Regions from separate parts of the Homo sapiens genome. Here region 2 is linked to region 1. A link is an interaction called in ENCODE POLR2A ChIA-PET data of the cell type or tissue named here. Cell type or tissue: PC-9. All regions are shown on one strand. Links, peaks and the distances in the headings refer to the core of each region. The heading gives the core; the rest is flanking DNA.

Evidence for each region. Peaks named below come from ENCODE experiments on the same cell type or tissue, not always from the same donor. Only the 100,000 strongest peaks of a DNase experiment are listed, where the experiment ranks them.
Region 2: POLR2A ChIA-PET joins it to region 1 with 9 read pairs; 20 of 35 experiments call an interaction of 5 or more read pairs at or near these places.

The regions. Positions count from the first base shown.
Region 1 is chr9:104,914,874-104,926,007 of GRCh38, reverse strand. The region is part of intron 1 of ABCA1 (ATP binding cassette subfamily A member 1); the gene reads left to right. It overlaps LOC124902239 (a long non-coding RNA gene), which reads right to left and starts at 8,307. Exons shown (of 3, transcript XR_007061706.1): 1 at 7,271-8,307; 2 at 6,172-6,222; 3 at 3,466-3,896. RefSeq lists a silencer at 1,931-1,980. In PC-9, for the core only: no CTCF peak of the experiment used is centred there; no DNase peak of the experiment used is centred there; H3K4me3 peaks cover 272 bases; H3K27ac peaks cover 422 bases.
Region 2 is chr9:104,972,983-104,985,658 of GRCh38, reverse strand. It overlaps CT70 (cancer/testis associated transcript 70), which reads left to right. Exons shown (of 4, transcript NR_184160.1): 4 at 12,103-12,338. Among named protein-coding and RNA genes, the nearest start is that of CT70, 12 kb to the left of the region's middle. In PC-9, for the core only: no CTCF peak of the experiment used is centred there; DNase peaks (open chromatin) are centred at 7,888 and 9,268; H3K27ac peaks cover 1,885 bases.

The DNA.
Region 1 (11,134 bases), core at 2,429-10,428:
AGTTTAGAACCCAGACTTAAATTATGATCTTCTTTTCAAACAAAACTTAAAGTCCTTAAGTTTTCATCTCCCCTTTTATTTCAACCTATTCTTCTCATACCTACCACAAAAATAATGGAGGCTTTCTGTTGAGAAACTTTCCGTTTCTGTTGAGAGTATCATTCTCTTGAGAAACTTTCTCCTAAATCAGAGAAAGTATGGAAGCATGGAAAGTATTCCTGAGTAGAACCTCTACAGATATTACAATATTTTTCAAATACAAAGTTTCCATTGTCAGCCTGTTTCCCAAGTGCTTCCACAAACCATTAAATAATTCCACAAACCATTAAAATAATTAATGCTAGGGAATTTTAGGAAAACATTGGTTTACAATCAGAAGGACCGGGGAAGTGGGTCTTCAGCCTTCACGATGACTACAAGCCATTTAAGGGACTAGAATTGCTACTGTTGTCAGAGCAATTTAGGAGTCTGTATTTGAGCACCCGCATAGTGTTCCAGAATGACATATCTGACTGTAACCTGGACACGTGTGATATGTTGTCTCCCCTGCAGATGAGCATTTGAAATCTCAACCCTCGTATTTCTACGAGTGCAGGCCTATAATGGACCCTGGGCACATTTTTTTTTTTTTTGAGATGCAGTCTCGCTCTGTTTCCCAGGCTGGAGTGCAGTGGCACGATATGGCTCACTGCAACCTCCACCTCCTGGGTTCAAGAGATTCTCCTGCCTCAGCCTCCTGAGTAGCTGGGACTATAGGCGCACGCCACCATGCCTGGCTAGTTTTTGCATTTTCAGTAGAGACAGAGTTTCACCATGTTGGCCAGGATGGTCTCGATTTCCTGACCTCTTGATCCACCCGCCTCGGCCTCCCAAAGTGCTGGGATTACAGGCGTGAGGCACCGCGCCCGACCCCTGGACACATTTTGACTTAGAACATATTTTCGGTTTGTGTGAGACAGTGCATTAGTGCAGGATTGGAAAAGAGTGATCAGGAATTGATTGTTTTCAAGGATTGGTTCCTTCTGCTCAAGGAAGTCCCATTGTAAACATAAAAAAATGAATGAAACTGAAGAAGTTCAGTGACTTAGCTTTTTATTATCTTCTGTAGTACTTACCTTTTTGGAGAGGAGTTGGTTGGGATATTTTTCCATTTAAATTTTTTTTTTAAAGGGATCTTCTCTCCCGTAAGCCGGGATACTTAAGCTATATATGTAGTGGCTACAAATTAAGGTCTTCACTGTTTTCATTTTTAGCTGCTAGAATAAGTGAACATTACCTTAGATAGACTCTTCTAATTATGAAGATATCTAGATGTCTAGAAAATATCAAAATGCATGTGGTTTTTGCATTTCTAAAATACTTTTAAAACCAAATACTTTTTCTTTTTTTTTTTTTTCTGAGATGGAGTCTTGCTCTTTTGCCTAGGCTGGAGCGCAGTAGAATGATCTTGGCTCACTGCAACTTCCGCCTCTCAGGTTCAGGTGATTCTCCTGCCTCAACCTCCTGAGTAGCTGGGATTACAGGTGCGTGCCACCACACCCGGCTAGTTTTTGTGTTTTTAGTAGGGACAGGGTTTCACCATGTTGGCCAGGCTGGTCTCAAGCTCCTGACCTCAAGTGATCTGCCAGCCTCAGCCTCCCAAAGTGCTGGGATTACAGGCATGAGCCACCACACCTGGCCTCAAATACATTTTTTTAAGTATCCAGATATTAAATAAATAATACCATTATAGTAGTTGTTATGGTCATTTACTCTAGCATCAAATGTTAAAAGATCATTCTGAACACTTGTTTTGTTTATGCTGAGAGAAGGCCTACTCCAAAAAATGCAACCATCTTCGTATCTGCATGTGGATACAACCATGAATGGCCAAAGTTATTGCAGTGTTGAATAGACACTTATATAGCACTGTGTGGCAAGTACTGTTTGAAATGTTTTTCACGTGTTTATTCATTGTATTTATTTTGAGATAGGGTCTTGCTCTGTTGCACAGGGTGGAGTGCAGCTGCACAGACAAGGCTCACTGCAACCTCAGCCTCCTGCGCTCACGTGATCCTCATACATCAGCCTCTTAAGGAGCTGGGGCCACAGGCACGCACCACTGCTCCTGGCTAAATTTTTACAATTTTTTGTAAAGACAAGGTCTCACTATCTTGCTCAGACTGGTCTTGAACTCCTGGGCTCAAGTGATCCTCCCACATCAGCCTCCCAAAGTGCTGGGATTACAGGCATAAGCCACTGTGCAGGTCATCAAATGCTAATTGAATTTTCACAACAAAACCATTTATTGTCCCTAGTTTACAAGATTAAGTAAATGAGAAGCTAATTTTTCTCTGGCTATATACCTTGCAAGAGGCAGAGCTAAGACTTGAACCCAGCCAGAGTTCTTTAACTCCAGCACTAACATTTCAGCTGCTGCAACCAGGGAGCTTTTCAAGGATGATCACCACATTCTCTACATTCATCTGCTATAATCCTTATCAGAATCTACAGCCTGTATCATATTTTCCTTGTTGCTGTGAGTGGGTCAGCCAAATTCTCTTTAACTTGAAACCTTGGTTGCGTAGGGATTGCAACATCCTGGAAAGAATAGAATAAAATTTACTCAACTCAATTTTTTACTTGGTTCATAATGAAAACTATACTATTGCTTCAGTCAGATGTTTGCGAATAGCTGTGTGATCTCAAAATGTTTTCCTATGTGATCTATAGAAAATGGAATGATAGAGTATTAGGCTGTAAGGGCCTAAGAAACAAAGGAAAAAGAGAAGTGAACTGTTAGTTTAGTTGTAAAACCTAACTTTGGTGAATTGTAAAAATTTGTTATAATACAATATGATTCTTGCTTGTCCTGTCCTTGATGAAGTTGTGGACCTTTTGAAATAAGCTATTTCTCTGTTACTGCTGTTACTGTTTAGAAATCAAATTTAGTTTTTTCTTAAGATATACGTATTTTTGGAAGATAAACACAGTTTCAAAGTCTGCCTTGTTGGCTGGGTGCACTGGCTCATTGTTGTATTCCCAGCACTTTGGGAGGCCAAAGCAGGAGGATCACTTGAGGTCAGGAGTTCAAGACCAGCCTGGCAAATATGGTGAAACCCCGTCTCTACTAACAATACAAAAATTAGCTGGGCGTGGTGGTGGGTGCTTGTAATCCCAGCTACTGGGATTGGGAGGCTGAAGTAGAAGAATTGCTTGAACCTGGGAGGCGGAGGTTGCACTGAGTCGAGATCGTGCCACTTTACTCCAACCTGGGCGACAGAGTGAGACTCCGTCTTGAAAAAAAATGTCTGCCTTGTAAAAGTGAAATAGGATGAGAAAGTGCCTTTCTTATTAATTGGTGTAATGAATTAGAAATAAACTCTTTGAAGACACCTCTTGGTAAAAATAGTTACATTTACTGTTGATTTATGGTATGTTGGATATGTTTTTAAGTTTTCCGTGTAATAACTCAGTTCATTCTCATGAGTGAAATAGGTGCTTTTATTGTCTTTATAGATGGGAAACTGAGGTATAGGCAGGCTAGGTACATTATTATGGAGTTCGTAAGTAGTGGAGCTGAAGTCGCATCCCAGACAGTTTGGCTTCCGTGAGTTTACCAATCTCATGGTAAAGACTTTGTCAGACTATCAAAGTTTTGACAAATGAAATATTAGCAAAAGGCCAAAAGGGATTCTCTATTTTCATTTGAGTATCTTCACCTGAAAATAGTTGCCTGAATAAGTAGCCTGCATAGAAAGGTACATTTTAGAAATACTTGAGGCCAGAGAATGAAAAGCTTACATAAAATTGATTTCCGGTGGGGCCTTCAGTTACTCTCCATTCTACGAAGACCACAAATAGCATTCAGGCAAAGAGCATTTATTCCAACAATGGAGGAGCACTGGATTTGGTTCCTAAAACAAAATAAAGTTTGAAATCCTGTCTTTCCCATGTTGAAAACAAAGTTGGTACAAAACCCTTTAGCTTTTGCAAACCTCCTTTAAGACCCGATTTAAATGCTTCCCTCCTCATGAAGCTCTTCTGGATCCACTCCTTCCCATCACTAAGTTGAAAGTAAGATCCCCTTCTCTTTACTTCCATTAGACTTGGATTACAGCACTCTTTGTATCATGTATTTAATTCTGTTTTTTAATTACAGTTAACATTTATTTGTCTTCCTCTTGAGTGTATGCTTCTCTAGAGGAAGGTCTTTGATTCATTCTCCCCTGGCCTTAATTCATCCCACTTAATATGGAAAAAATTTAATAAATGCTGACTTGAATAAGTCCAACAAGGAGAATGGGAAGCTCATGTTTGCTTCCTGTCTTCTAAAAGACTACTTAAGATAACAGGGTAATCACAGAAAAGCATTAGAAATAGAGTTATATGAGAAACAACTGTAGTTAAGGCTAGGTTTATGTTAGACTGAGAAATTTTAGTGCATACTTAAGTTATTTAGGCCAGGTTACTTTTTGTAGAACAAACATTTCAGTTTCGCTCAGTTTCATTTCCGTTTCTGAGGCAGCTGTGATTTAAGAAAATGCTCTAGTCTGTGGCATTCCATATTCAAGTACTTTGAGTTGTATATTAATTTATTTTTGTTAATAAGAGTGACATGACTCACTAAGTAATTTAGAGATTTAAACACTTTTTTAAAAAACAGTAACTTCATATGCATTGGATCTATTCTTCTATAAAGTCTTTTCTTGGGGGGTGTTTGTTTAAAATTCCCCGGTGTTTTCTCTGCCAAATCCAACTTCCAAGAAGCATTTGGAAGTCAAAACATTTTATCTGGTTAGTCTTAAAGTCCAGATATTTTGTGATAGCTGGTATTTAGTTTATGATATTTCCCAGGAAGAACTTTTTAGTAGTTGAACCATTTATGAAAGACTTCCTTGAAGCTACCTTAGAGAGTTGATTTAGTTCTTCTAAATAAGTAAATAGAATATTAGTATTAGGACATCTTGGAGTATAGATGCAAATATTGGTGAAAAAGAACATGGATATCAGAGTCAAATTAATGTAGATTGGAATTCTGGTTATTACTAATGGATATCTGACATTAGGCAAGTTGCTGATCACTCTTTGCCTCAGTTTCATCATCTGTAAAATAGGTATTTGTGTTTGTGTATAATGTGAACCGTATAATATAATGCTTGGCCTATAGTGAAATTTATTCATACGAGTGTTTTCAGTGATTTTAAAAGCTTGCTTTAGGCCGGGCGCGATGGCTTCTGCCTATAATTCCAGCACTTTGGGAGGCCAAGGTGGGCGGATCATGAGGTCAGGAGTTCGAGACCAGCCTGACCAGCATGGTGAAACCCCGTCTCTACTAAAAATACAAAAATTAGCTGGGCGTGGTGGTGCAAGCCTGTAATCCCAGCTACTCAGGAGGCTTAGGCAGAAGAATCGCTTGAACCCAGGAGGCAGAGATTGCAGTGAGCCGAGATGGTGCCACTGCACAGAGCGAGACTCCATCTCAAAAAAACAAAACAAAACAAAACAAAAATCTTGCTTTATAGTTTACTTCCACATCAAATTGTCTTTATCCCATGTTACTTGCATTGATATCCCAGACATGAAAAGAAAAAAAGATGATAACAATGACAGTTATTAAATTAGGTTCCACTCTTATTCTAGATCACCAATTCATATTACTATTCAGACTTGGAACATTAAATTTTAGTTAAACTTTTTTTCAAATATGCATATAATTGTCAGTGGTTACTATATTTTGGGGAAGAGATTGTTGACTTCTTTGAAGAAAGATACGGATTTTCTCTTCAGAAAAAATACACATGGGCTCATATAATCCAAATTTTATGTGTAATTACAGGGTGTTCATGAATGCCCACAAATCCATTAAGCCATGTGACCTTGGACAAGTCATTTTACTTTTCTGTTTTTTAGGTTGTTGGTCTGTAAAATGATACTACTTGACTTTTAAAGAGCCCTTCAAGCTCTTATGTCCTCTAACCCCAGGTCTGTATTCAGAAGAAGGGGTGGTCCTTTAATTAGAGCCATCTAGAGATCTGAGGAACATGCTGGGCATTAGTGTAACATACCATGTGGATTTTGAGAGGTAAAGAAAAAATAACCAGGGAATGCCTCAGAGCATTCCTGATCAGATCGATGACAGAAGAAAGGAATGAGAGGGAGGAGAGGAAGCTGTTGAAATTTCCTATTTACCTGCTTTGAGTGAATGAAGATTTGAATCATAGAACCAGAAGGGGTTCTCATCTGAAATGCAAAGGAAGGAGGAGTTGGTTTAATTCAATAAGTTTCAGTTGAGTAAACATGATTTAGTGAGATACTGTTCTTGCTTCTGACTCACCATTTGGAAAATCTCTCTAAAATAAAATTGGACTCTCCATCTCGGACATCATTTTGGGTGTAGGTTTTGCTTTTTTTTTTGAGATGGAGTCTCGTTATGTTGCCCAGGCTGGAGTGCAGTGGCGCAATCTCGGCTCACTGCAACTTCCGCCTCCCAGATTCAAGCAGTTCTCCTGCCTCAACCTCCTGAGTAGCTGGGACTACAGGCGTATGCCACCATGTCCGGCTAATTTTTGTATTTTTTTAATAGAGACGGGGTTTTACTATGGTGGCTAGGCTGGTCTTTAACTCCTGACCTTGTGATCTGCCCACCTTGGCTTCCCAGAGTGCTGGGATTACAGATGTGAGCCACAGTGCCCGGCCTAAGTTTTACTTCTTATAATGGACTCCTGTTAAGCCAATAGGTGATGAAAGGAAACCATAACCAACTCTTCAGGCTCATTCATCCTTCAAGAATAGCATGCTAGTACCCATCCTAGGAGGAGAATTGGACTATACCTCATGAGGATAGTTTGAAGTATCTCAGAAGACCCTCACTGGGGGTAGGTCGGTAAGACACAAAGCTTTCTAAAGCACTGTACCAAATTTGTTGTTTGAGAGATCATAACAAATTAGAAGTGGAAAGAAGAAGGAGTAAAAGGAAGAAGAGGTTTCTGGCCAGGAGCAGGGAGGGGGAAGGAGCTGCTAGGAAGATGTTTGGTTGTCATATCCCTGTTCACCCTTGCTTTGCAAAATTCTTGTAGGATGCCAGGTTGGGAGTAATTGTTTTTCACAAGAGTCAAACCACGCTTGTTTTCTTGAAGAAGCAAGTCTTTGGAGGGTGGTGGCTTGAAATCTGTTGGATCTGGTATTTAGGTGATACACTTTGACATAAAGGCAACACTGATGCAAGCAGCAGCTTTCCTTGGAAAGGCAGGGAGAAAGTGAAGGCCCAGACTGATGAGCTTACACTGACCTGCAGACCCTTCTCCATTCCCAGGCATGTTTGGTGGCAGAGTTTACCTTAGTTGGGGTTAGGCTGTTGTCTGGTACTGTGAGAGAGAAGGAAGAAGAAGATATGATATTAACAACAACAATACATATTTATATTTGAAAATTAAATGCACTAATACACCTATAGTGCTATTAAACAAATTTATTTGTTCAGCAAATGTTTGTTAAACACCATGTACTGTGGAAAGTACTAGGTGCTGGACAGAGGTCAAAAGACTTTTAAGAATCTGCCACCATTAATGATCTCTTTCTGCTTGGCATTCAAGGCTCTTTGAAATAAGACTGTGACCCACTTTGATAGTTTTGTCCTGGATTATAAGACACATGCTCGAAGGAACTATAGCTGGTTTTCTCACCAGACTGATTAACATATAGTATGGTTTGGTACCTGTTAAATGAGTCTCTCTCTACAGGTTTTCATCTTCTACTTTAAGAACCCCTTCCTGGCATTGTTTGGCTCCTCATTGTTCTGGAATCTCATGTCCATCTCATGTATTTGCCTTGGTTCACACTTGATCTTCTGCTCATATTCCTCACCTACTGAAATTTTACCCATCAACCAGACCGTGGGTGATGGAACACAGCATGGGCTAGTTCTTCTTATATATGATCTCATTTAATTTTCACTGGAACTCTGAGATAGGTAGCATTTCAGCCCACTCAAGTTGACTCAAATTTTTGTAATCATCAATATATTTTAAAATAACTTTATATTTGACCTGTAATTGGAAAACCAATATGAGTTATCATAAATGAAAGGTAATTTTAAAAATAATTAGGATGAAGACAAATTATTTTTCTCACAGTCTATGTATAAGATAAACTATTGGTTCCCAAAGGCCCCAGCTGACAATGAGACTTCTCTTACTTTGTTGAAAAGGGAATTAGCAAGCATTAAAGAGGTGTCAAAAAGAAGACTAAACAAAAGCTTACTCCTTTTTTTTTTTGAGACGAGTCTTGCTCTGTTGCCCAGGCTGGAGTGCAGTGGCACCACCTCGGCTCACTGCAACCTCTTCCTCCTGGGTTCAAGCGATTCTCCTGCCTCAGCCTCCCTAGTAGCTGGGATTACAGGTGCATGCCACCACACCCGGCTAATTTTTGTATTTTTAGCAGAGATGGGGTTCGTCATGTTGGCCAGGCTGGTCTCCAACTCCTGACCTCAGGTGATCCACCCACCTCGGCCTCCCAAAGTGCTAGAATCACAGGTGTGAGCCGCCGCACCCGGCCGCTTACTCCTTAATGTACTAAGAATGTTATATATAGGCTGAAGAAGTGCTGAAAAGAACCATATTTTCTCATGATGTGGTTCAATGTTTAATACTGTGCTTGTTCATCTCCTAAAATCCTCTGAATATCACTTAAATTCATCCTGTGTAACTCTCCCACATTTGGGGAAATACTGAGCTTGCCTATTATTATATTAGCCCCATATTTCAGATGATGCACCTGAGCCGAGGAGAAGTTAAATAACTTGTTCATGGTTCCATATTTGGCTAATGGCAGAGCCAGGGATTCAAACTCTTGTCTCTCTGACTCCCAGGTTTGTGCTTTTCCCACTTGGCTGAATTTCTCATGCTACCTCCTCCATAACACCTTTCCTAGAACTTTTAAGGAATGCTTCCCCTGTTCTCTCATAGCATTTTAATGTAAGTTGCCAAAGTGTCCCAGTTTGCACCCCTACCAGCAATGTGGGAGAAAATAGCAACATATTTTTGATGTTGGGGTCTAGTGTTACGGTTTCTTCTGCTCTTTGGGATGTATATTCCATGGCTACTGAATACCCAAGTCCCAAACAGTTTTCTTAGACTCAGAAGGTCATCCACTTCAGCTTCTTCATCAAAAAGACATATTTTCTGGCTGGGCACGGTGGCTCACACCTGTAATCACAGCACTTTGGGAGGTGGAGGCAGGAGAATTGCTTGAACCCAGGAGGCTGAAGTTGCAGTGAGCCCAGATCGTGCCACTGCCCTCCAGCCTGGGTGACAGAGCGAAACTCTGTGTCAAGAAACAAAAAAAAGGACTTGTTTTCTGTTCCATTACCCACAGTGGTAGAATGGCGTGCTAAATTTATTCTCCAGCTGCCATTAACTGCAAATTAAAATCTTAGTCTCTTGCCTCTTTAATCCAGGCTTCTTCATACTATACCAGAATTTAGGATAACTATTACAGTGCCCTTTATAGGAGAGAAAGAAGAAATTGTGTCTGTAGATGTCTGTTCCTTTCAGCTTAAAATGGACACTGAAATGTTAAATATTGGACTGGCCTCATTTATTTCTCCTGTCTGTTGGTCCAATTTGAATCTTAAGGCGTCTTTCAACTGGAATTTTTTGTTTCTCTCAACTAAAAATTGTTCTTTGTAAGTTTGAATCAGAACAAAATCCTGAATGTTGAGGGTTTCCTAAAGGCTGTTTCTTTATGCAAAAGCCTGAAACCCGATGTTGATGTTGGCTGCTTAAAATTAACTGTGAATCAAGGCAGGGTTTTTATTTTTATTTTTTTTTTACTTTAATGATTGTGTTAATTATAGTGAAAACCTTGAGTTCACGAGAAAGAAAGCCTTTGGTCAAGTATTGTTTATTAAGTTGTCAGTCTTGTTGCAGGATTTGCAAATTTAGTGGAATTAGTGCCATTTTTCAGTTTACAATTCCAGTCACATTTCACATGATCAGAGCATGGCTTTCTTCTCTGTGGAGCAAATAGAGGGCTGTCTGACACTTGGTTCCAGTGGCTTCCATTAAGCAGAGTGGATATGTCCCTGGAGTCTGCAGAGAAGGGCATGGCACTCTGACCCCAGATGGCACTCCGTTTTGGGACATTGTCCAATTCTAGTTCATAGCATATGTGACCAACACCAGCTCTCACCTGATGTAAACACTTAGCGCGTTGTTGCTTGGGGGATTGGATTGTGTGAATTTTTCAAAACTACAGTTGACAGAAGGAGGCTACCAAAAATGAAACCCAATAATTCCATTTTTGGGAATTATTCCCACTTTTGTTCCATTTTTCCCACTTTGTTCTTTGGCACACAGAATGTTTGATTTGTGAAAATCTTAATAACAGTAGTTTTTTCTATAAGGAACACTCAGAATCTTGATAATATTGGAATAATACAGATCCTTTTGTAGGATCCTCTCAGACCTCATATAATAGAGTTCATGTAGTCAATATTTAAAGAAAAACACCCTTAAGTTTTTGTTTTTCAGAATCACAAGTAAGTGGATTTAAACTTGTGATCTTATTCCCCTTTCTTCTCTTAATTTAGTGAGGCAGCCAGCGAGAGGGTTTGTTTTGGTTATTCTAAAGAAGGAGTTTGCTTGTAAGTTTTGGAGGGCAAGACTTAGACTCTGTGTCTCTGTGCTTGCCCTGGAACTTTGATTAAATTGTCACTAACCGAGTTAGCTGGCCCTCGCCGGGCTGCAGAAATAGAAGTGTCTTGCACACATGACATATGACTGTCTCAAGAGCTGGCTGGTGAAAGGACGTTCTGGAGAAGGCTGCCGATACTGTATGAACTAGAACTGGACAAGAGCCTGGAGATTGGATAACTCAGTTTGGCGCAAGTAAAGGGAATAAAAGTGTTAAGGTGGCAAAATTGTATCCAGGTGTTTATAGGCTCCCTGAGTTCCTGACTTGAGCCTATCTATGGGTTTAGAGTTCAAGGCTCTTTACCAGTGCTGACAATCTTATACTCTAGGTTGAACCTCCGGGGAAGGTGCCCTTGCTTGATGGCATGTTTACCAGGGGTTCTAGAGCCTCAATCACAGATTCTCTCTAGCTCACATGAAGTTAATGAAAATGAATGTGCTTCCCTACAAATTAGAGAGGC
Region 2 (12,676 bases), core at 2,897-10,896, 59 kb before region 1:
GTATAGTAAAACAGACCCAAGTTTGGAGACTGTTGTTAATTAATTTCTGTAAGCCTCACTTATCTCAAGTATAAAATGAGGATAATGACACCTACCTCACAGGGCTATTTATAAGATAAAATCAGAGAATGCAGGTGAGGATGCTTTGAAACTATAAATACACCACAGAAATGTTATTTGCATTGCTGAGAGAAACAGTGTTTGGAACATTGTTCATAATCAATCAACTCAATTTCCAGCTACATTTTGGTAGTCAAAATCCAGTCCCACCCCCAAATAGAAATCAGTGTCCCCTCATCAAAACTGAAAAGAAAAACACTTCGATTTGTGATTGGTTTGCATCAGCTTATTCCCAACAGATATTCCATAATTTTTTACACTGGATCTTTCCCCTCTGCTGCTAGCTACAAAGAGAGATTAGATGAGCCATCTGGCTGATAGGGAAAGTGCTTTCTCATCTTTTAAAGTATCTTCCTCATCCATCAAAGGGCTCAGCGTGATTGGATGCTTCTCTCATTTGCTCCCTCTTTTCTTCCTCTGGCAAGTCTCTGTGCCTTTCAAATTGTAAATAATTTCCCAGACACAGATTACCTTCTCTTGGGCCCTCCTGCACCCACCCCATCAACTGTCCCTTAGCTACTGATGCATTTTTCCTCTCACATTCTGGCACCCCCAAGCTTCCAAATAAAGATATTTAATAGCTATTCCTGCTCTGTAACAAGAAATCAATATACTAAAGGAAAATATAGATTTGGGGATGGAACAAAAAGGTTCTAGGAAGCAGAACATCTGTCGCCTTCATAAATTGTTCCAAAGCTTCTCATAAATGAGACAGTAAGTTCAGAGTTTCCCCTTTGATCTCTTTCACTTCATAGACATTAAAGGTAAAGGGCTATGACTCTTTGTTTTGTACTCATTTGCTAGATTCAGTTACCAAATACGTTTATGAGAAATATAGGAATTAAAAAACCTACAACTGGGAAACATCAGTCATGAATGCAGTGTCATTAAGAGGCAAGTTAATTATAATCAGAGTGTAAAAACAGTGGGCCTGAGGAAGAGAGATTATCCTTTTTAAAGTTGATATAAATGAAGTCTACAAACTGATAAACACTCAAAGCAGTCAATGTAGGTTATTTTATTCTCAAACCTGCTGCGGCTTGGACTTTTACCAAGTCCACTCTTCCATCCATAACCAGGATTTAATAATAGCTGTAATTATTAAATATTTATTCTGAGCATTGGGCTAGCATCTTATGTACTTTATCTCTTTCAATCTTCATAATAATATCTCGTGAAGTGGCAGCCTTGAAGATGAGGAAGTGGAGGCGATGGGCTGTTAGCCACTTTGCCCAAACTCCCCATTCTGATAAGCAGCAGGGCTGGCATGTGAACTCAACTTGTCTAACTCCAAAGTTCAGGCTCCGAAGTATTATTTAGAGTTCCTTCCCTCATTTCTGACATCGTATCTTCATTCAAATTTCCCCTCCATTTTTGGTTTCTGTACTTCTCATTCTAATAAATTACTTTTATAAATATTGCTTTATTGAACAAAGCCAATAGTTGTAATTATAAGAAAAACAACAATATCAGTTATCATTGGAGGGTTTACTGAATGTCTGTCCCTGAGCTGGACCCTCACAAACACAGTTAAATTCAGGTTTGAGGAATCCTGTACTCACATCTATTCTTCATTATCATCAATGTGTCAAGAAATAAGGGAAGAAAAATGAGAGAAAAACAAAACAACACTGGACTGAGAATCAAAAGTCCTGGAATTCTTTACTTGCAAAATTAACAGCCACTTTCTGTTTACTTTACAAAGTAATTGTGAGGCTTAAATTAGATAATGCATTTAATCATGCTTTGTAAACTAGTCAGATCTCTACAAGATGTTATAGTGAGCTATGTCAGTATTTAGTGTGTGATCTTGGCAAGCCATCATCTCTGAAGCTCGGTTTCATCACGTGAAATGGGAATCATAGATCCTACCACTCAAGGTTGTTGTGAGGATTAAGGACTGCCTGGTCCACAGGGCAGGGTAATTGGATCTGTATTTCACTGATACTCTTTTAAAGTTTGTTTTCAAGACTGCTTTCTTTCCAAGTGCTTTTCTTTCGCTTGTTCCTAATTATTTTCTGGCAATTTCTTCCACTCTCATCCCTGAGTTGAAGCACTCAGCTTTCTGGCCACCTCTGCATTTGTTACAGGATGGAAAGTCTTGACTGTGAGTTGTCTAGGTTCTTGGCACATTGAACAAAGAATTGAACAAAATGCACAAAGCAACAAAAGAATGAAGCAATGAGAGAAGACAGAAACAATGAAAGTGCAGATTTATTGAAGTGAAAGTTCATACTCCACAGAGTGGGAGCAGGCTCCAGCAAGCGGCTCTAGAGCCCCAACTACAATGTTCTTCTACTTGAGATGGAGTCTCACTCTGTCATCCAGGATGGAGTGCAGTGGTGTGATCTCAGCTCACTGCAACATCCGCCTCCCAGTTTAAGTGATTCTCCTGCCTCAGCCTCTCGAGTAGCTGGGATCACAGGTGTGCACCACCACACCAGGCTAATTTCTGTTTTTTTATTGTTGTTGTTGTTGGTAGAGATGGGGTTTCACCATGTTGGCCAGGCTGGTCTCCAACTCCTGGCCTCAAGTGATCCGCCCACCTCAGCCTCCCAAGGAGCTGGGATTACAGGCATGAGCCACCAAGCACGGCAGGGTTGCCATGTTCTTTAGAGTTTTTATTAAACTAAAAGAATTTGGTAACACCCCTAGGTACCCTTTAGAGGCCTCCAACTGGTTACACCCTATGAAGACCTGGCCTGTGGCCAATCAGAGGCTGAAGTGGAGACTTGGCCTGTGGTCAATCCGAGGCTAAAGTGGAAACTTCTATCTTGTTATCGCAAGAGTGAGGATGTGGCCTGTATGCTGCCTAATCTTGCCTAGAACTGGCTGCACCTGCTGTTCTTTTGCCATTTGTAACATAACAAATATCTTAACCCTTGGTTACCCTAACTCCCTATTTTCCTGTCTCACATTCACTTCCTTAAGGAGCCAACTGGCACACAGAAGCCCAACCATCACTTTACCTACAAGACTCCCACGTCTCTAGTCTGTGCTACCAATCTCCCCAGTTTCTAACTTTTCTCTTTTCTGAGATCTTCTAGCCCCATACTTGGGATCTTGTTAAAATCCAGCTTCTGATTTAGCAGGGCTGGGGTTGAGCCTGATTTTGCAGTTCTAGCCAGCTTCCAGGTGATGTCCATGCTGCTGGCCAATGAATTACACTTGAGAAGCGAGCATCTAGCTTAACTGCTACACCAGAAATCACCTGACCAGCATCTCTCAGATCCTGTAATCTTCACAGCCTTTTACTGGATCTTTTCAAAGAGACTGTCATAGGCTCTTAACCGTCTGGACTTGTGTGACAGAAGCCACTAACCTTCTCCTGATTCTGTCTCTTTCTCAATGGTGATAAAGCCTCCTCTACCCCCATTTTTAGGTAGGCACTTGGCCATCCGGAATAAAACACAAAGTGTCCTCGTCTTCCGTCCAGCTAGGAATGGCCATGTGACTACACTCTAGATATAAGCAGAAAGAGTTTGTGATACTTTTGGAAAGTTTCCTTAAAGGGAGGGAATAGGCCATTTTTCTCTCCTTTTCTTCCTTCCTGTTGGTTGCAATGGGGTCATGGTGACTGAAGCTCAACAGTCATCTAAGGCCAAGAGGCGGGTGAGGCAAGCAGAGCAGTAGTGTGGAGCACACCTGGCTTCTCCAGACTTCTTTCACACGAGAGGGAAATACGAGGCTTTTCCACTTAAACCGCTGATATTTGGGGTTCTCCATGTCTCACAGTTTAATCCTAACTAATAGATGCTGCTCACTAATGAACTCCCCTCCATGTCTCTGTCCAGCAGAGCCAGCTCAAGCGTTCCACCCTAGCCTCTGAGGGGTATGACATTTCAGCACTCCCCCAGCCTCTACCTGAGTTCTTCCCTCAGCCCCAGGTTTTATCATTTTCTACGAAACTCTTTTCTCCTCCCAATCCCTGCCTCAATTGTCCTCTAGGAATCACCTGGTAGTTTTGTTTGAAATACAGACTAGAGTTTCTCTGGTCCTAGGCCTAGCAGGGGTCCAGCAATCTGCATTTATCTGGAGTGATTTTGATGCAGGTGGTTTGTGGACCAAATATTGAGAAACACTGCCCAAAGCTTTTTTTTTTTCTTTTTGGCTAATTTATAAAATTAGGAACTGTTTCAATCATACAGAAAAAAAAACAGAGTAGCATAACAAATACCTTAGTACCTACCACCTAGCTTTGTCAAATTTTACTTATTTTAAGTGTTGTAAGCTATGCCACACTACATGAATTAACAAAAATGTATCTATTGTTCTGTTGATGGACATTTGGTTTTTTTTTTTTTAAACCAAACTTTGGCTATTAAAGATAATGCTGGAATTAACATTCTTGAATGTAGCTCCTTGTGCACACTTGGGAACATTTAAAATATACTCCACCTGCAGCTTATGCTTGCATCACAATTATACAAGGCACTTTATATACGTTATTCGACTTTGAAATCTATTTTTTTTTTTTGAGACAGAGTCGTGCTCTGTCACCCAGGCTCAAGTGCAGTGGCGCGATCTTGGCTCACTGCAACCTCTGCCTCCTCGGTTCAAGTGATTCTTCTGCCTCAGCCTCCCAAGTAGCTGGGATTACAGGCATGTGCCACCCTGCCCAACTAATTTTGTATTTTTATCGACTTTGAAATTTTATAACAACCTTGAGAGAGGACACAGGAAAAGCCTTATGATCCTTATTTTCCAGGACAGTAAACAGCAGCTGAAAAACGTGAAGCGTATTTCTCAAATCAACCTGCAAGAAAATAGAAGAAGCAGAACCTGAAGCCAGGATTGTGGGGTCTGGGTCCTTTGCTTCTAGCCCAGCTCTTCTTCCTCTAATTGGTCTAATCACCAATCCACATGTTCTTTCTTGCACCAATGCATTCATGTGTCTTTATCTTCACATTTCAAACAACTAGTATGGTAGACATTGCTGGTTGCCTACCTAATATTTATTTGTCCTTTCTTCATTGTTAGCAGAGCTTTAGTTTTGTTTGGGATGGCAATATGCCTAGTTTTTATTTTTTAAAAAAGAAACATTACTCCCCATTTCCCACAGTGCTGGGCAGGAGTGGGAGTGGGGTGGAAGACTCTGTGACTCAGGTTTGCCACTGAAGCTACGAGAAAGTCTGCTGGGAAGTCACCAGAAAGTCTTGTTTTTCTGATGTCTGTGTTGTCGTCCCCTTCCTTCTTAGCGTGTTTCTGCTTCTTTTTGTCTGAAACAAGGATGAGAGGCTGGAGGTAGAGCCTCCACCTTGAATCATGAAACTGAGGCCACATGTGGAGTGGCCTGTCAAAGCAAATCAACAGGGTGTATCGGTTTGTTAGGGCTGCTGTAATAAAATACCACAGACTGAGTGGCATAAACGACTCACAGTTCATGGAAGTCCAAGATTGAGGTGTGGGGAAGTTTGGGCAGCCAAATACAATCCCTAACTGATACAAATAATTTCACTTCATTCATTTGTGTTTGCTCCTCTCTTTCTTTGAGTCCTTTATGGACTGGGGCCGTCTCTTGAGTTAGATCAGGTTCTTGGACTATGCTGGTCTGTATGTAGGTAATGATAGGTAAGTGTTTTGGGCTAATTAACTAAAATTTCATCTTTAAGCTGGCAAATTCCAGGCAATTTGCGGCCCTCCCAAATCCATTAAGTTGAATGATTCTGATTCTCTCCCACAAGATCATCTAATTTTTACTTTAATCTGACTTTCAAAAAGTTTCTCTGGCTAAGAATGCAAGTGAGTTATCATATGTGAAATAATGATTTAAACATTGCCTTCATAAACTTAGACCTTTGTGTGTGTAAGTTTTAAGTAGTAACATAAGCCGTAACATTGAAAGTAAGATCCAATAAAATAATCATTTATTTCTTTGAAAATTAGGGTTCATTTCTAAGGCTGGAAATTCAAATGATACAGAAAGAGGTTTTGACAGTTCTGCTGAAATGTATCTAGAGAAACTTCTGTTTTGAATAAAGTGAATTATTGTTCATCGATATTTCACTTGAACCCTGTCAGCATCCTCTTGATAACTGCATACTTCTTTTTATGCTTGTCTTCAGGAATGCTGAGCTAACTCACAGTAGGGCTTTGTTGAAATACTAATAATATGATTGGCATGCATTTTGTAAATATAAAGTACTAACCAGATGCACAAAACAATAATATGGCACTATCTAGGCAAAAACATGCTGTCTGATGCAACCCTGGAAGAGGCATTAAAGTATTATAAAAATAGTCATCTAGCTATGTTCAATGTACAGTCAAAGTTAAAATTCTAAATGTGTGTTTTGGCGATACCATGAAATAAATTATATTTTATTTTTTATTTTTATTTTATTTTTTTGAGATGGAGCCTTGCTCTGTCACCCAGGCTAAAATGCAGTGGCGCGATCTCGGCTCACTGCAACCTCCGCCTCCCAGATTCAAGCGATTCTCCTGCCTCAGCCTCCCGAGTGGCTGGGATTACAGGCGCCCGCCACTGGGCCTAGGTAATTTTTGTATTTTCAGTAGAGATGGGGTCTCATCATCTTGGCTAGGCTGGTCTCGAACTCCTGACCTCGTGAACCACCTGCCTCAGCCTCCCAAAGTGCTGGGATTACAGGCGTGAGCCACCACGCCTGGCCAACTATTTTATTTTTTAATTTTAAATTGTTACTGTCTAGTAGTGTATAGTCTTGCCTGTAATTTAAACAATAATTCACTTAGGAGTATGAAGTTCATACTTAATAGTACAGTCATTCATACAGAATCAACTATACTATGATAAATAAATAGTTAAAAATTAGTATTAACGGTTTATAGATGGGCTGTTATTTATGAAAACAAATGTTAAAACTATTAAAATGGAAATTAGAGCCTGATCTCTCTTCAAACAAAAAATTCTTTGCTTTTCCAGCAACACAGAGTTGTTTTTTGTTTTGTTTTGTTTTGGTTTGGTTTTTTTGTTTTTTTGAGACAGGGTCTCACTCTGTCATCCAGGCTGGAGTGCAGTGGCACAATCACAGCTCACTACAGCTTTGACCCGCCACGCTCAAGTGCACTTCCTTCCTCAGCCTCTCAAGTAACTGGCACTATAGGTGTGCACCACCATGCCTGGCTAACTTTCAAAAAATGCTTAGTAGACATCAGGTCTAGCTATGTTGCCCAGGCTGTTCTCAAATGCCTGAGTTCAAACAATCCTCCCCTGCCTTGGCCTCCCAAAGTGCTGAGAATACATTGCACCTGGCCCAGTTCATTCATTAATTCAACAAATATTTAGATGACTATTATATGCCAGGCATGAGGAAAGGGACTAAAGAGAGTTGTAAGGATTAAATGGGACAACATACATGAAAACATCCTGTATGCTCTTGGTTGCTGCTAAGGAGAATCAATAACAGAAGGGCCTCAGAGACATAGAGAGGCAGTCTAGAATAAAGATGGAAATAATGCAATAGTCTATTCTGATAAGGGCTTTGAAATGGAAAGTGAGAATTTGGGGACTGATTTCTGTAACAGTGGGCAAATTACTGCAGTGCCTTAGGAAGGTAAGCAAGGCCAGAGAAAAATGGAACTGTAATGGGATGGAGGATTTGGGATAATGGATCAAAGAAGATGAACTTCTACCATGAAGAGTTTGAGAACATGCTTGTCCAGTGATCACCAGACCTGATAAAGAGGACTTTAACTGACCATGAAATGGGAGGGGAAAGATGCCTAGATAAACCTGTTAAACCTGTTACCATGGAGTAGGTATAGTTCAGAGAGAGGAAAAATGGTATAGGAGTTACCTAGTGAGTCACATGAAAAAAGAAGTGGCATAGGACTTGGAAACAATACTTTGAGCTTCATAAATCCATATGCCAATGGGTGGTACCTAGGTAATAAACAATGTGCACTAGAAATTATAACAGAGGGCAGTAAATGGAATTTTTTAAAGCCTGTTGAGCCATGGTTGTATGGGAATCAACCTGCCGCCAGTTCCTATTGCATCAGATAAGAGGGCGTCTATGATACTGAATGTGAATTACCTACCATGGTGCCTAGCACAGAGTGGTTATTATTTGAAATAGAAAAAAAAAAATAGCTATAAAGCCCTCGCAAATTCCTTATCCTCCCATCGCCCTTGCTCCTATCCCAGTACATACACCACAATCTATTCAATTTTGCAAGCCTAGAAACCCAACACTCTCCTGTGTTTATGAAGAGGAGCAAATGCCAAGTCTTGTTGCTTCTACCTCATAAACTATTTTGGCATCGCCCCATTTTTCTGCCTTCCTACTATTACCACTGTATTATAATACCATCATTTCTGGGGGGCCATTGTTTTAAAACAAAATCGATTTGTGTCACTTTCTGCATAAGACCCATCGCTATTTCCTATCACTCTGGGTAAAAACAAAGACAACACTTGGACATAGCCTGTAGCACCCAATTGTTCTGGCTGCCGCTTGGCTCTCCAGCCTCATCTCTCTGTCATTTTCTGCTCAACTTTGATCCTAAAATATGTCAGGCTCCTTCTCGCCTTACGTCTTTGCATGTGCTATTGCATTTGCCTAAAACACTTTCCCCTGCCATCTTTGCCTAGTTAATTCCTATTTATCTTTCAGATCCCAGTTTACCTGCTGATTTTCTTTGGCAAAGCCTCTCCTGACCACCTATACTAAGGCAGTAATCCTATCATACACCTTTGAGCATCTTTTGCTTTCCCTCATCATAGTTTATAACTAGTTTTTTTGTGAAATTATCTTTTTTTTTTTTTTTTTTGAGAAGGAGTCTCGTTCTGTTGCCCAGGCTGGAGTGCAGTGGCACGATCTTGGCTCACTGCAAGCTCCGCCTCCTGGGTTCATGCCATTCTCCTGCCTCAGCCTCCCAAGTAGCGGGGACTACAGGTGCCTGCTACCAAGCCCAGCTAATTTCTTTGTATTTTTAGTAGAGACAGGGTTTCACCGTGTTCTCTAGGATGGTCTCCATCTCCTGACCTCGTGATCTGCCCACCTCGGCCTTCCAAAGTGTTGGGATTACAGGCGTGAGCCACGTGAAATTGTCTTTTAATGGCTCTCTCTCCTCCAGACTATAAACAACATTATGGGCAGGGATCATGTTTGTTTTGCTCACTGATGTAGCCCTAAAATCTAGCAAAATGCCAGGCAAATGACGAGATTCTCACTGTACGTTCATTAAATAAATAGAGCACCTGTAATCTGTATCTGATTGAAAGATTATATTGTTTACAAAACTACTGCAATACTAGATGTTGCTAGTGGAGGAGGCTGTGCATGTGTAGGGCCAGGGAGCATATTGGAACTCACTGTACTTTCTGCTCAATTTTGCTGTGAACCTAAAACTTCCCTAAAAATGTCTTTTTTTTTTTTTTTTGAGGTGGAGTTTCACTCTTGTTTCCCAGGCTGGAGTGCAGTGACGTAATCTCGGCCCAATGCAACCTCCGCCTCCCAGGTTCAAATGATTCTCCTGCCTCAGCCTCCTGAGTAGCTGGGATTACAGGTGGGTGCCACCAAGCCTGGATAATTTTTGTATTTTTTTAGTAGAGATGGGGTTTCACCATGTTGGCCAGGCTGGTCTTGACCTCAGCTGATCTGCCCGCTTCAGCCTCCCAAAGTGCTGGGATTACAGGCATGAGCCACCACTCCCAGCCCAAAACAGTCTATTAAAAATTAAAAAGAAAACTATTACGAAAAATTTATACACAATTAGGGAGCGGCCAGGCATGGTGGCTTAGGCCAATAATCCCAGCACTTTGGGAGCCCGAGGCGGTGGATCACCAGAGGTCAGGAGTTCAAGACCAGCCTGGCCAACATGCTGAAACCCCCTCTCTACTGAAAATACAAAGATTAGCTAGGCGTGGTCACGATCGCCTGTAATCCCAGCTGCTTGGGAGGCTGAGGCAGGAGAATCACTTGAACCCAGGAGGCAGAGGTTGCAGTGATCGGAGAGCTCGCCACTGCACTCCAGCCTGGGTGATAGAGCGAGACTCCGTCTAAAAAAAGAAAAAAAAAAATTCAGAGAATAGTATAATGGATCCTCATGGACCTACTACCTTAGATCTTAATATAATTTGAGTGTTTGAGGAGACTCCTGGAATCATTTCTTTTTTAATTGAGTTCAAATTTCATGACTGATATCACGAGAATAAAATGATTTACTTACATATCCTGTGCAAGTGATAAATGATAATTCCTTTGCCTTCTGGATTTTGGATTTTTGTGTCCCTAAAGGATCCTAGCACCCTTTCCCAGCTCTCTGAGTTTGGTGGAACAGCAGGGCACGTGGCATTGACCACTTTGCTATGTTATTTGGATATCAGAGTGCACTGGTCATCTCAAAAGCATTTGAAACCGACATGAAAACCTTAATTCATTTCGATGACCACTTACCCTTACACTTCAGCACTTTTGGACAAAAGCACAGACAGCCACTGTGAGCTATAAAAAAAATAATAATGATTTGAAAACAGAACGACTAAGATTTTTACTCAAAGAAACACAGTTCCTTGAATGTTTTGGGCTGCATCCCACTCCCCAGGGTTTTTGTACTTGCTGTACCTCTGTCCAGATGATGCTCCTGTCTGGATCGACCAAACCCCCATTTACCCTTCAGATCTCAATTTGAGTGACCCTTTTCCTGGGAAGCCATGGCCTATCCTCCTCCCCGCCCCCAGCCCCCGACATAGATGACCTTCTCTGTGTTCCAGAGTTACTCTTTGCTAACGTCTGACCCACTTGTCTGTCTTCCCAGCTGTCTGTAAGGTATGTGAGAGAAGAACCACTGATCTGTGTAGTGGGGACTTATAATGTAGGAATTAAGTAACAAGATACAAACTTTGGAACTTGAAGCCTGGATTCAAATATGATCCCAGCACTTACTGGCTGTGGGGCCCTAGGCAAGTTCTTAAATCTGAGCCTCAGTTTTGTCATACCTTATGTGAAGATACTAATACCCACATCACAGAGTTGTCATGAGGTTCGTGAGACATTATGAGTATAAAGCAATTAGAAGAGTGAGTTCCTAGCTTAGAGTTAACACTCAATAAAGATAGGCAGAATAAAAGAAAAACAAAAAGGAAGGAAAGAGGAAAAAGAGGAAGGGAGTAGAGTGAATGACTGCCCAGGCAAAAAGCCAACATGAGAATTCCCCACAACTGAGAGATTCTAATCTTGAGGATTGCTCTTCTCTATTTAGCTATGGCCAGATTACAGGAACCTTAACGTTTTGAAGTTCAAAGTGTATAGTTTTCAACTACATGTTTGCACTCAAGACTTTTATGGAGAAAAACAAGTTTTTCAATTCTTTTAAAGCCACTACCCTGAAGGGGAATGCACGGGGCTACTTTCTCATTTCTCCTCAGGGGCTGATGTGATTTTCATCTTTCTGCTATGCTTTTGGACTCTGGGGCTCATCCATACTTAGATGGCCTCATGTCCTTATTTATTTGAAAATTATATTGACTGAGCACCAACGAGTACAGAGCATTACAGCTAAAACAAATATGAAATAATGTGGTCTTTTCATGGCTGGGCACGGTGGTTCATGTCTGTAATCTTAGCACTTTGGGAGGCCAAGGTGGGTGGATCACCCGAGGTTAGGTGTTCAAGACCAGCCTGGCCAACATGGTGAAACCTTGTCTCTACTAAAACTACAAAAAATTAGCTGGGTGTGGTGGCATGTGCCTTTGGTCCCAGCTACTCGGGAGGCTGAGGCAGAAGAATCACTTGAACATGGGAGGCAGAAGTTGCAGCTGAAATTGTGCCATTGCACTCCAGCCTCAGCAACAAGAGTGAAACTCTGTCTCAAATAATAATAATAATAATGATGTGGTCTTTTCAACTTTGCCTGCCTGTATCACCCAGAGTTTGGCAACATTAATTGTGCATGAAGCAAAGTGGTGTTATTAAGAGATTCAATATGTATAGCTGTTGGGACTCTCATTGCTGGAATGGTGGCTCTGAATCACAGATACTTTCATTTTTCTCAGAACAGTTCAACTTGGAGCACCCGCTATATGCCCCACGCTGTGACAGACTCTCAGGGGACACCAAGGGAAGTAAGGCCCAGCTCCCGCCTCAAAGAGCTGACCATCAACTGGCGGGGATTAGACAATGAGAGAAGTCCAAGCTAAAGAAAGTACCACAGGAGAAACACCAGGCGCTTGAGGTTTCAAAGGAGGGAAAGGATATATCAGGTTGGAGATACTAACAAAAGACTTTATTCATTCATCCATGTATATCCAATGAAAATATTTATTGGGTGCCTACTATATACCAGGCACTAAGTTAGCTATCAGGAATAAGATATAAGTAAGCCATTATTCCTAGCCTCAAAGACTTCATAAAAAAGTAGGAGGAACACACATGTAGACAAACAATAATATTCATTAATTCATTTATTCAACATTTAATGAGTATCTATTAAGTCCCAAGCTCAAGAGTGGTGAGAAGAAAGGTCTCTGTGGTAAAGGAACCCACAGTCTAGCTCAGATGATAGGTGTATAAACAGAACATTTCTATGTAAAGTAGTGTGTTCAGTGCTGTGATAGGTATGTTAAAAAAAATTG